Regions from separate parts of the Homo sapiens genome. Here region 1 is linked to region 2. Evidence: chromatin contacts called from ENCODE Hi-C or POLR2A ChIA-PET data. All regions are on one chromosome and are shown on one strand. Each heading gives the region's core, a stretch centred on a gene start or an enhancer-like site at or near the end of the contact. The rest is flanking DNA. Distances are from core to core; before and after follow the strand shown. Region 1 holds the start of CORO1B (coronin 1B). Region 2 holds the start of GRK2 (G protein-coupled receptor kinase 2).

Region 1 (4,696 bases), core at 516-3,015, 180 kb before region 2:
CTCTTCCCCCGCTTCGTCCTCCATCCATCTCTTTCTGGGAAAGGGAGGGTGCCATCGGTCAGCCAGGGCAGTGGATGCTCAAGGAAAGAATAAGGGAAGTAGCCGGTGCCCCAGAGCCGCTGGCCTAAGGGAACGGGGGTACATTCCACCTGTGGAACGGGATGGGGTGGGTCTGGAGAGGCCAGTCTGGGCTCCTTGTCACAGGCGCTGGCTAGAGAAAGAGAGAGGCCTGTGAATGGATCTCCAGGCCTTCGAGGGAGATGGTGGAGAAAAGAAGGCAAGGTGCAAGGGACTCACTGGCCATGGCCCCCTTTCAAATTGTAATAAGAAAGCTCAGCAGAATGCACAGGTGTTTACCCTGAAAAATGGGACTCCTGGGTCTTCCACTCGCTCCATAAACACTGCTATTTTCTGGATGGGCACGGTGGCTCACAACTGTAATCCCAGCACTCTGGGAGGCTAAGGCAGGAGGATTGCTTGAGCCCGGGAGTTCAAGAGCAGCCTGGCCAACATGGTGAAACCCTATCTCTACTAAAAATACAAAAAAAATAGCAGGGTATGGTAGCAGGCACCTGTAATCCCAGCGAATTGGGAGGCTGAGGCAGGAGAATTGCTTGAACACGGGAGGCAGAAGTTGCAGTGAGCCGAGATCGCGCCATTGCACTATAGGCTGGGAGACAGAGCGAGACTCCATCTCAAAACAAAACAAAAAACACACCAGCCTGGGCGACAGAGCAAGAGACCCCATCTCTACAAAAAGTAAAAGAAAAATTAGCCAGGCGTGGTGGTGTGTGTCTGTAGTCCCAGCTACTTGGGAGGCTGAGGCAGGAGGATCCCTTGAGCCTAGGAGGTCGAGCCTGTAGTGAGCCATGATCATGGCACTACATTCTAGCCCGGTAGTGACAGACCTTGCCTCAAAAAAAAAAAAAAAAACCACCCCAACACCTGCTGTTGTTTTCTTTACATTGTTAACCAAGAGCATGAAATTTAGGCCGGGCATGGTGTCTCACGCCTGTAATCCCAGCACTTTGGGAGGCCGAGGCGGGCGGATCACGAGGTCGGGAAATCGAGACCATCCTGGCTAACATGGTGAAACCCCGTCTCTACTAAACATACAAAAAATTAGCCGGGCGTGGTAGTATAAGCCTGTAGTCCCAGCTACTGGGGTGAATTTCTTGAACCTGGGAGGGCGGAGGTTGCAGTGGGCCGAGATCGCGCCACTGCACTCCAGCCTGGGTGACAAAAACTCCGTCTCAAAAAAAAAAAAAAAAAAAAAAAAAGAGCATTAACTTTGATAACTTAAAAAGAGTCACGTGAACATATCCACTGTCCGTGTAGATTCTACATTTATTTGTTGGGGGCGGTAATGGGGCCCCTTGGAGGTGTGCGTTCCGTCGGGGGCCGGGAAGGCGGGGCCTCACCCAATCCTGGAGACTCCTGCGGATGCCATTATGAGGAGCAAGAACGCGAAGGGGCCTCGGGTCCGCTGTAAGGCTGCACCCGCACCTGCGGCGCCTCTGCGGCGGCCGCCGTCGGCCCTGCCCCGCCCCGCCCCCTTCTTCCGGAGGAGCTGCGGTGGGGGCGCTCCACCGGGTCCTAGGAAAGGGGCTCTCTCTGGCCCCGTCCCCGGCGGCCCCGCTCCCGGCCCCCCGGCGCCGCTCAGCCTCCCGCCCAGCCCCTCCGCGCGTGACCTCGGCCCCGCCCCCGCGAGCCCCTGCCCCGCCCCCGCTCCGGGTCCCTCTGTCACTTCCTGAATCCTGCTTCCTGCTTCCCAGAGGCCGGGATCCGGAGCCGCCCGAAGCCGGTGCCGCAGCCCCCTGCGCCCCCGGTGCCCCCGGTGAGCGCGGCAGGGCCGGGGCTAGGGGCGCGGGCTGGGGGCTGGGCGGGGCTGCAGGGGCCGGGCTGAGGGGGCTGAGGGGGGATCGCGGGTCCCAGGAGCCTTTCGCCTCCCCTCTACCCCACTCAGTCCCACTCCCCTTGGCCGCCCAGCCTCTCCTCTCCTGGGCGGAGGTCCCTGGAAGTTGGGCTCCTGGTTCACCCTGGACCCCGATTCGAGGCCGCTCTGGGTTGCTTCGCGGCCCACAGCTGCGTCCCGACCCCGTCCCTTCCTGGGGGCCATGCCGGGGCTCCCTGGACATTCCCTGGGACTCAGAACTGGGCACTCACTCGGCCCCACAGTAGAGAGACTTTTCCTGCTTCCTCTCTCCTTCTTCCCCATTACCTAGCCTCCAAATCTCTGGGAGCAGGAAGGAGGCTGCTCCCGACTGGCTGGGACCTACAGTAGAGCTGAGAGCTCTCCAACCCCGGCACCTCCCACCTCCTGCCCCCGACACACACCAGAGCCAGGGAGGGGCCCTGCGTCCTGCAAAGCCCCTCAGGACTCAGCAGTGGTCAGGGCCGGAGCATTTACCTCTCAGATCACTGCCTGCGGGGTGACAGGCGGCCAGGCTCTGCACCTGTGACCCCATTCTGTAACTGGGTAAACCGAGACCCAGGAGGGTTACGGTGGCCTGGCCCCCGGTTGCATCCTCCCGGCTCACCTTCAGCAGCCTGGGGAGGGCTGGAGTTGTTGGGATGGGCCGGACTGACCCAGGCCTCTCTGTCCCGCAGACATGTCCTTCCGCAAAGTGGTCCGGCAGAGCAAATTCCGGCATGTGTTCGGGCAGCCGGTCAAGAACGACCAGTGCTATGAGGACATTCGCGTGTCCCGTGTTACCTGGGACAGCACCTTCTGCGCCGTCAACCCCAAGTTCCTGGCGGTGATTGTGGAGGCCAGTGGAGGGGGTGCCTTTCTGGTGCTCCCCCTAAGCAAGGTGGGTCCTGTCAGGGTTGGGGGAAGAGGAGGCACCTCGGCCACCCCTACTGGGCCTTTCTGCACACCTTGAATCCCTCATCTTGCCGTTTCTCACACTGCTGGGCAGGTGTTATAACCCAGATTTATCGCCCCAAGTGTTAGCACAGATGGAAAGTAGCCTGTTGCCATAGAGGCAGGGTTAGAGGCAGCAAACATTTCCTGCTCACCTGGCAAGTGGGGCACAGTCACATCTGGGCCACCTGTGAGCCGGGACGTGCATGTCATTCCCACTCCATGGAGGGGAAGACCAAGGCTTCGGGAGGGATGGAGCCCACTGACTGCCCCCTCGTGCCCACAGACGGGCCGCATTGACAAGGCCTACCCGACGGTGTGTGGGCACACGGGACCTGTCCTGGACATCGACTGGTGTCCTCACAACGACGAAGTCATAGCCAGCGGCTCGGAGGACTGCACGGTCATGGTGAGGCACAGGACTGGCTGGGCCAGGGTCGTGGGTGTGGCCGAAGGGGGCCAGCAATAGGACCAGCAGAGGACTGAGCTCGGTGGCCCTGTCCCTACCACAGGTGTGGCAGATCCCAGAGAACGGGCTGACCTCCCCGCTGACAGAGCCGGTGGTGGTACTGGAGGGGCACACCAAGCGAGTGGGCATCATCGCCTGGCACCCCACGGCCCGAAACGTGCTGCTCAGTGCAGGTCTGCACCGCCCCCCGTTTTGTGCTCCCCCCCCCCACGGACCCCTCCATACATCCCAGCAGCCCCTCCAGGGCCCACATGACAAATGGGAAAGCTGAGGCCCTCAGAGTTGGAGAGACCCGTCTGTCCCAGGGTGGTGGGCAGAGTGGGCCTCAGCCTGGTGAGCTAATGGCCTCCTGCCACCCACCCGGCCCGAGCTGACAACCCTCACCTGCCAGGCTGCGACAACGTGGTACTCATCTGGAATGTGGGCACAGCGGAGGAGCTGTACCGCCTGGACAGCCTGCACCCTGACCTCATCTACAATGTCAGCTGGAACCACAATGGCAGCCTGTTTTGCTCAGCATGCAAGGACAAGAGCGTGCGCATCATCGACCCCCGTCGGGGCACCCTGGTGGCAGTACGTGGCTCTGGAGGGCAAGGATGGCTGTGGATAGGCCCAGGACCTTGAGCAGGGCGCTGCACTGACCAGCCTGTCCCCCCGACAGGAGCGGGAGAAGGCTCATGAGGGGGCCCGGCCCATGCGGGCCATCTTCCTGGCAGATGGCAAGGTGTTCACCACAGGCTTCAGCCGAATGAGCGAGCGGCAGCTGGCGCTCTGGGACCCAGTGAGTGGCCAGCCTGAGGGGGCAAACTTGAGACTTGGGCCCCACCCTGGGCCAGGCAGGCAGGGTTCACCCTGGGGAGGCCTGTGGTTCCTAGCTTCTCTGCCTGGAACTTGAGGCTCTCAGGGCCTAGGACTCTGTCAGACTTTCCTCTCCTGCCCCCTGCTCGCCCGACTGCCCCACCACTCCCCCATGGCCTCCCACTGCCTCTGTGTCTTTGCCCATGTTGTTCATGCCAACGGAAGGGCCCTTCTCTCCCTTGCTTGCCTGTACCACCCACTGCCTGCACAGGGCTCCCCGCTCCTCCAGAAAGCCTCCTCCTCCAGCAAGCCTCCTGGCCCCAGCCCTCTCTGCTTCTGCATAGTGACCTCCAGGGCACCTTGAGCAGGGGCTGGTGCCGCTGGCACCCCAGCTCCCCACAGTGAGGTATGTTTCAGCACTTGCTTAGTGGCCTGGGCATAGTCTTAAGGCCTGGAGGAGGCTGGAAAAGAGGGACCCTGGGAATAAAGTGAAGCCAGGAGGGCCAGGTGGGGGTCGTCATGTGGGAAAAGGCATAGAGATGGCAGAGGGCCCACCTGCATTT
Region 2 (5,265 bases), core at 2,747-5,246:
AGCGGAGGAACAGGGGCAGGGTCTGGGGAGACAGGGAAGCCAGAAAGGGGCAGGAAGGAGGAAACTCTCGGTGGGGGAGGGACCAGGAAACAGCCAAGAAATCGGGAGGCTGCAAGAGGCACCCAGCTCCGACAATCTGCTGCTGGGGCTGCCACTGTCACCGGGGAGGGCAGAGGAACCTCCTGGGAGCGCCCAGGCAGGGCTCCTCAGCTAGGAGCCCAGAGATTAATTACACGAGGCCTCAGTGGTCATATTAAGCAAATGATGATAATTACAAGACTGCTGGCTGCTGGGAAAGGGAGACAGCAGTTCCTTCAGGGCAAGGCCCAGACCACAGACCCTGAGAGTGAAGGGGCAGCCGCCTCGTTTTACAGAGGTGGAAACTGAGGCAGGTCCAGTCGGGCTAAGGGACTCGCCTGGGTCCCATGTGAGCTGGTGGTAGAGGGAGAAGCCAGACCTCCCATCTTCCAGATACACAATGCTGCCTTACGCTACCTCCTTCTACAAGAAGGTCGGGGAAAGGGACTGTTTCCTTGGATTCTATAGGGTGACAGAAGGGGAGGCCCCTGTGCCAACTCAGTGTGGCACTGTGCCTAACCACTCCCATTCCCTAGCCTTTGGAACTCAGAGCTGTGATGCCAGCCCCAGTTCTTGGCCAAGACACATCCCCAGGCACCAGCCATGGAGGGGCTGCCAAGGTGGGCCACCTCAAGGTATGAACAATTCCCAGTGGCAACCTGTCACTGGGACAAGCCACAGCCCCTCTCCCTGACTCTGACCTTGACCTTGTGGGTATGGGGAAGACAGGCTCCTGCATCTGACGGGACCCTGGAGTGGGGCTGCCCCTCGGTGCAGTAGCTTTGCCACGGCAGCTCAGTTCTCCATCCCAGCCAACGGGAAGAGGGCTGAGCCTTGTGAACTGTGACAGCCGATGGCCCCAGACAAGGGGTGCCAGTCAGCCCACACCGCAAAATGTGGACAGAGGCGAGAACAGTGGTGTGCAGGGGTGGGTGGAGGGGATAAAGCACAGCAAAGAAACAGCACTGGCCTGTGTGGTCCAGAAACCCGAGGCCCCATTCCAGCTTTCTTCTGTGACGAGGACACGACTCCTCCCCTCCCTGAGCCTCAATAACTTCAACTGCTAAAGGGGAGAATCCTAACTGCTGGGCCTGCCTCTCACAGTTGTCAAAAGGACAAAACAGAGTAAAAAGCACTCTGCAAGTGGAAAAGTGTCAGGCAAACATGAAACATGGTCAGGATCACCACTGGGGCGGCGGGGGGCGGGGGGCGGCGTGCTCTGCCCCACTGGGTGTGCAAGGCAAGGCGTTATGCAAAGGGTGGCCTGCTCCCTAATGCCCCAGGCCTGGACCCCCATGTAGGGGTGGCCAGTAGCCCTTCCCAGGCCTTAGCGCACTGACATTCGGCGCTCGCACCTCCAGTCCGTTTCACAGATGTGGGCGATTTGCGGAAGGCCATGCTGCTGATGGTGACCCAATGTGAAAACCTGGGCTGCCTGGCTCGGCCTCCTGCTGTCCTCCTAGAATCCTATCCAACCTTGTTTCTGCTCAGGACTGCATGGGGGTGCCACACAGTCCTGGTATTTCTTGAGCAACTACTACATGCAAGGCATGGCCTTGCCAGCTTCACAGGTTGGTTGCTGGAAGAACTGAGATGACAGATATCAAAATAGGTAAGTCAGTAATAATTCCTATCATTATTGCTATCACCGCCATCACTACCATGGATGGGAAAGGGGACAGGAAAAGAAGACCATCTCGTTTCTCAGGGTTCTGACACCTGCAGAGCCAAGGCGGCGCCCCATCAGAAGCAATGCATTCTGGGGGGAGATTACCCGAACGCAGACAGTTCCAGAAAAGGCCCCGCCTCACAGTTGCAGAACTCCATCCTGCAGGAGGGTCTCGAGGCTGCAGCCACCAAGGAGAGCCGTTTTGAGCCCTAGAGGCTGACTCCCCCGTTTCCTCCCTCGTGGGTTTGTCATTTCTGAACTCATTTCTGTACTAACCGTCACTGCTCCCTGGACAGCCCCCAGCTGACAGTCAGTCTGGTTCCTGTTTTGAGAAATCTGATTGCAAATGTCTTAGAAAAAAAAAGGCCCTAACGGCCTTTTCAAAATGCAGACCAATTTTCCTCTCCCAGGCCTGACGTTCAGTCAATCCAAACACCCAGTGAGCAGGGCATGGCACAGGGGGGCGGTGAGGGCCATGGGCATGGGGCACCCCTGCAGCGTCAGCCAGAGCTTAGACGGCTGCTTCAAAGGCTGAGGGACACCGCAGAGTCACAGCTCTTATTTCACGCCATCCACATTTCACAGATGAGAAGACCGAGGCCCAGTGAGGGAAGAGACTTACCCAGAGTCACAAGATAAGACCACGGCAGTGTGGACAGGCCCCATCCCCAGCCCGCTGGGGCACCAGGAGGAGGCCAACTCTCAGGCATGCACAAGGAGTTGCCACACGACACAAAGAATCGTGGCGGGCACGTCTGCTCCCTGGCACAGGCCAGGGTAGCTGATGAAATGTAGAACCAGAAGTCTGAAGCCCTGATCTGTTGGCCAGGTGCCACCTGGGACTACCTGTGTGACTCGGGGCAGGCCACTCACCTCTGGAGCTTCAGTTTCCCCATCTGTTCCACAGGGACAAAACCACACCTGTCCTCGCCACCCCATGCGCTGCTGAGAGGCTCACACAGTGGAGAGATACTCTATCAGCCATAAAATGCTGGACAAACCGCAGCAATCGTCCACATCCTGTGTACTTTTGCACCTACATCCTGAACAGTCTAAACTTTGATACCAGGTGTGATGTCAGTTGTCTTACAGAGGCGGCAGCTAAGGTCCAGCCATTGCAGGTGTGCTGGGAGGGCCCCTGGTCAACAGCACCCACGGGGCACCATATGCAGGGCCTGCCAGAGGAGAAATGTAGGGGAGAGGGCACAGGGGATGTTTCCCCGACCTGAGCGCGGTCCGAGGGGGAGGGTGCCCGCAGCACCCTAGGTCCTGCTCACCACGCCGCCCTGAAAGCACTCTCGAGCCCAACTCCAGGACAGCGACCCCACCAGAGGGTGGGAGAAGAGTCCGGAAGACTGGCTGTCCCCCAACACCTCACACAAGTGTAGACTGGAGGAGAGACGGGTGGGGGTAGTGGAAACCCTAAAGCGAGTGCCGTGAGCAGGGACAGCAAAAGGGTGGGTGACATCGTCAGGCGAGGTAAATGGTGGCCAGCGGAGGGGAGGGGACCCCACAGGGACCAAGGGCTGCTCCGAGAAGGATGAAGGGGCGCGCCGGGCCCCCGTGGGAGAAGGCGGGAGCCAGGGGCTGACAGCGACTTCGGGGGGCCGGTGGAGCACGATAAGGAAGCAGCAGGGCGGCCAGGGGGACCCGACTGGGTCCGGGGACCGATGGGGCAGAGGAGCTCCGGAGTTGGGGCGCTCCGGGCTCAGGCGCCCAGGGTCTGGGGCTTAGGGTCTGGACCCGCAGGCGCCAAGGCCGGGCTGCTCCGGGCTGGGGGGCCGACAGGGGGTTGCGAGAGCCGGCCCCGGGGGTCCAGGTCGCGGGGTCGAGCATGGGGCCAGGGTCTCGGGGCCGCGGCCGGGGCGCCCGCGGGGTCGGGCCGGGGCCGCGGGCAGCTTCTCCTCACCTGGGCTCGGGCAGCAGGATCTTCTTGCTGGCGCGCGCGGCCGGCGTGGCCTTGCTCTTCTCCATGGCCATCAGGTAGCTCACGTCGGCCAGCACCGCCTCCAGGTCCGCCATCTTGGCGGCGGCGCTGCCTCCTCCCGCCGCCGCCGCCGCCGCCGCCGCTCCTGCTCGCTCGGCGCTCGGCCCGGCCCGGCCGCGGCTCGCTCGGCCTCGGGCGCCGACGCCTCCCGCCTGGCCCTGCTCGGCGCCCGCGGCTCCGCTCGCCGCCGCTCACAGGCGGCGCCGCCCCATGGCGCCGGCTCGGGCCCGGCCCCGGCTCGCGCTCCGCTCCCGCCGGGACTGCAGTCGGGGCGCCGCCGCCGCCGCCGCCCGCGCGCCCGCGCCCCGGAGCCGCCGCCGCCTCCGGCCCCGCCTGCCGCGCACAACGCCAGCGAGCCCGCGAGGGGCCGAGCCGGGCGGGCGACGGCGCCCCCTGGAGGCCGCGCGGAATCTGACCCCGAACCAGACCTGCGACCGCGGGCTCAGACCCTGGCCGTGACCTCGGCCCTCGATGCTGGACGGAGACCCGGGCCTGGAACACGACAGGGACCCGGCACGGAAGACGACCCGAGACCCATTCTCTGACCACAACCTCGGGTCACATCTCTGGATCCCAGGCTCCCCAGTCGGGCCGCAGCCCTGACACCAAACGTGATCACAGGGAACCTGGACGCTCACCAAGACACAGATTCAGACCTCTGAACACCATCCTGGGACTTTCATCTCAGACCCTGGCTATAACCCCGGACTCCCTGACCTTGGACGCAGTCCACGACCTGACACCAGACTCCAAACAGGACCCCAGACTCAAACCTTGGCCCACCACCTCAGACTCTAACCATGACCTCAGATCACAGCCCTGGGTCTCCAACGCCATACCCAGACTGCGACACTCACCTCAGACCCCCAACAGGTCCCCAGATCCAGATTTTGGACCATGACCTCGATCCCATCCTGGTTACTGACCCCAACCTTGATTCTGACCCTAGGCTACTACCATGACCCTGAACTCTAGACTTGGGGTCAGGACTCAGACCTAGATTGGACTGTCAACTCCAGATCACTGTCCTAGACTCAACACCCAGAACTGTGGACACGGACTCAGGACTAGGACGTCTAACCTGGGACCCACACTGGACCCAGAATCCTTAGTAGGTCACCCAGAACCTGGGACCTGACAACTGCAGCGCAGTTACAGGCTTCCCCCATCCCTGATCCCACCCCTCCTACTCTAGAACCAATCCTGGCCGCAGAAGGCCCACTCAGGATCAAGTACCCTGCACCCAACCCCACCCCCCAACCAGCTCATAGACCCAGGTCCCTGGCCAGCACTCTTGGCAGCTCCCTTCCCTGTACCCCATCCCATCCAGATGTTCCTTCAGGATGGTTCCACATGTAGTTACGGTAAAAACTCTCCCAGCCCGGAAGCGCACAGAGGTTTCAGTGCTGCCTGGCAGGGGAAACCCACCCTGCTGAGAGCCCACCCAGAGTGGGGAAAGCCAGGTGTCTCAAGGCAGCATTCCTATCTCAACATGCCCCTCTCTAGAGCCTCTCTTTGCTTTCAAAGTGAC

What was found. A loop is a pair of places that touch in the nucleus more often than their neighbours do. ChIA-PET counts read pairs that join two places held with the same protein, here RNA polymerase II (POLR2A). Pooled maps may share reads with other maps.
Region 1: a pooled map shows a loop between it and region 2 (3-fold over the local background). The contact joins the promoter of CORO1B here to the promoter of GRK2 in region 2. A Hi-C loop is called at or near these places in 1 of 37 single-sample maps with no recorded cell type and 6 of 50 pooled maps. POLR2A ChIA-PET finds 5 or more read pairs at or near these places in 14 of 52 experiments (B cell, CD4-positive, alpha-beta T cell, CD4-positive, alpha-beta memory T cell and 9 more).

Annotation. Positions count from the first base shown.
Region 1 is chr11:67,440,545-67,445,240 of GRCh38, reverse strand. CORO1B (coronin 1B) reads left to right here and starts at 1,765. Exons shown (of 11, transcript NM_020441.3): 1 at 1,765-1,837; 2 at 2,611-2,813; 3 at 3,153-3,275; 4 at 3,379-3,508; 5 at 3,727-3,908; 6 at 3,997-4,116. The coding sequence starts at 2,613. RefSeq lists enhancers at 1,270-1,369, 1,030-1,869, 2,710-3,549, 3,749-3,828 and silencers at 1,500-1,759, 1,800-1,849.
Region 2 is chr11:67,265,204-67,270,468 of GRCh38, reverse strand. GRK2 (G protein-coupled receptor kinase 2) reads right to left here and starts at 3,996. Exons shown (of 21, transcript NM_001619.5): 1 at 3,657-3,996. The coding sequence starts at 3,769. RefSeq lists enhancers at 1-11, 22-71, 1,668-1,727, 2,428-2,477 and silencers at 2,038-2,087, 4,008-4,207.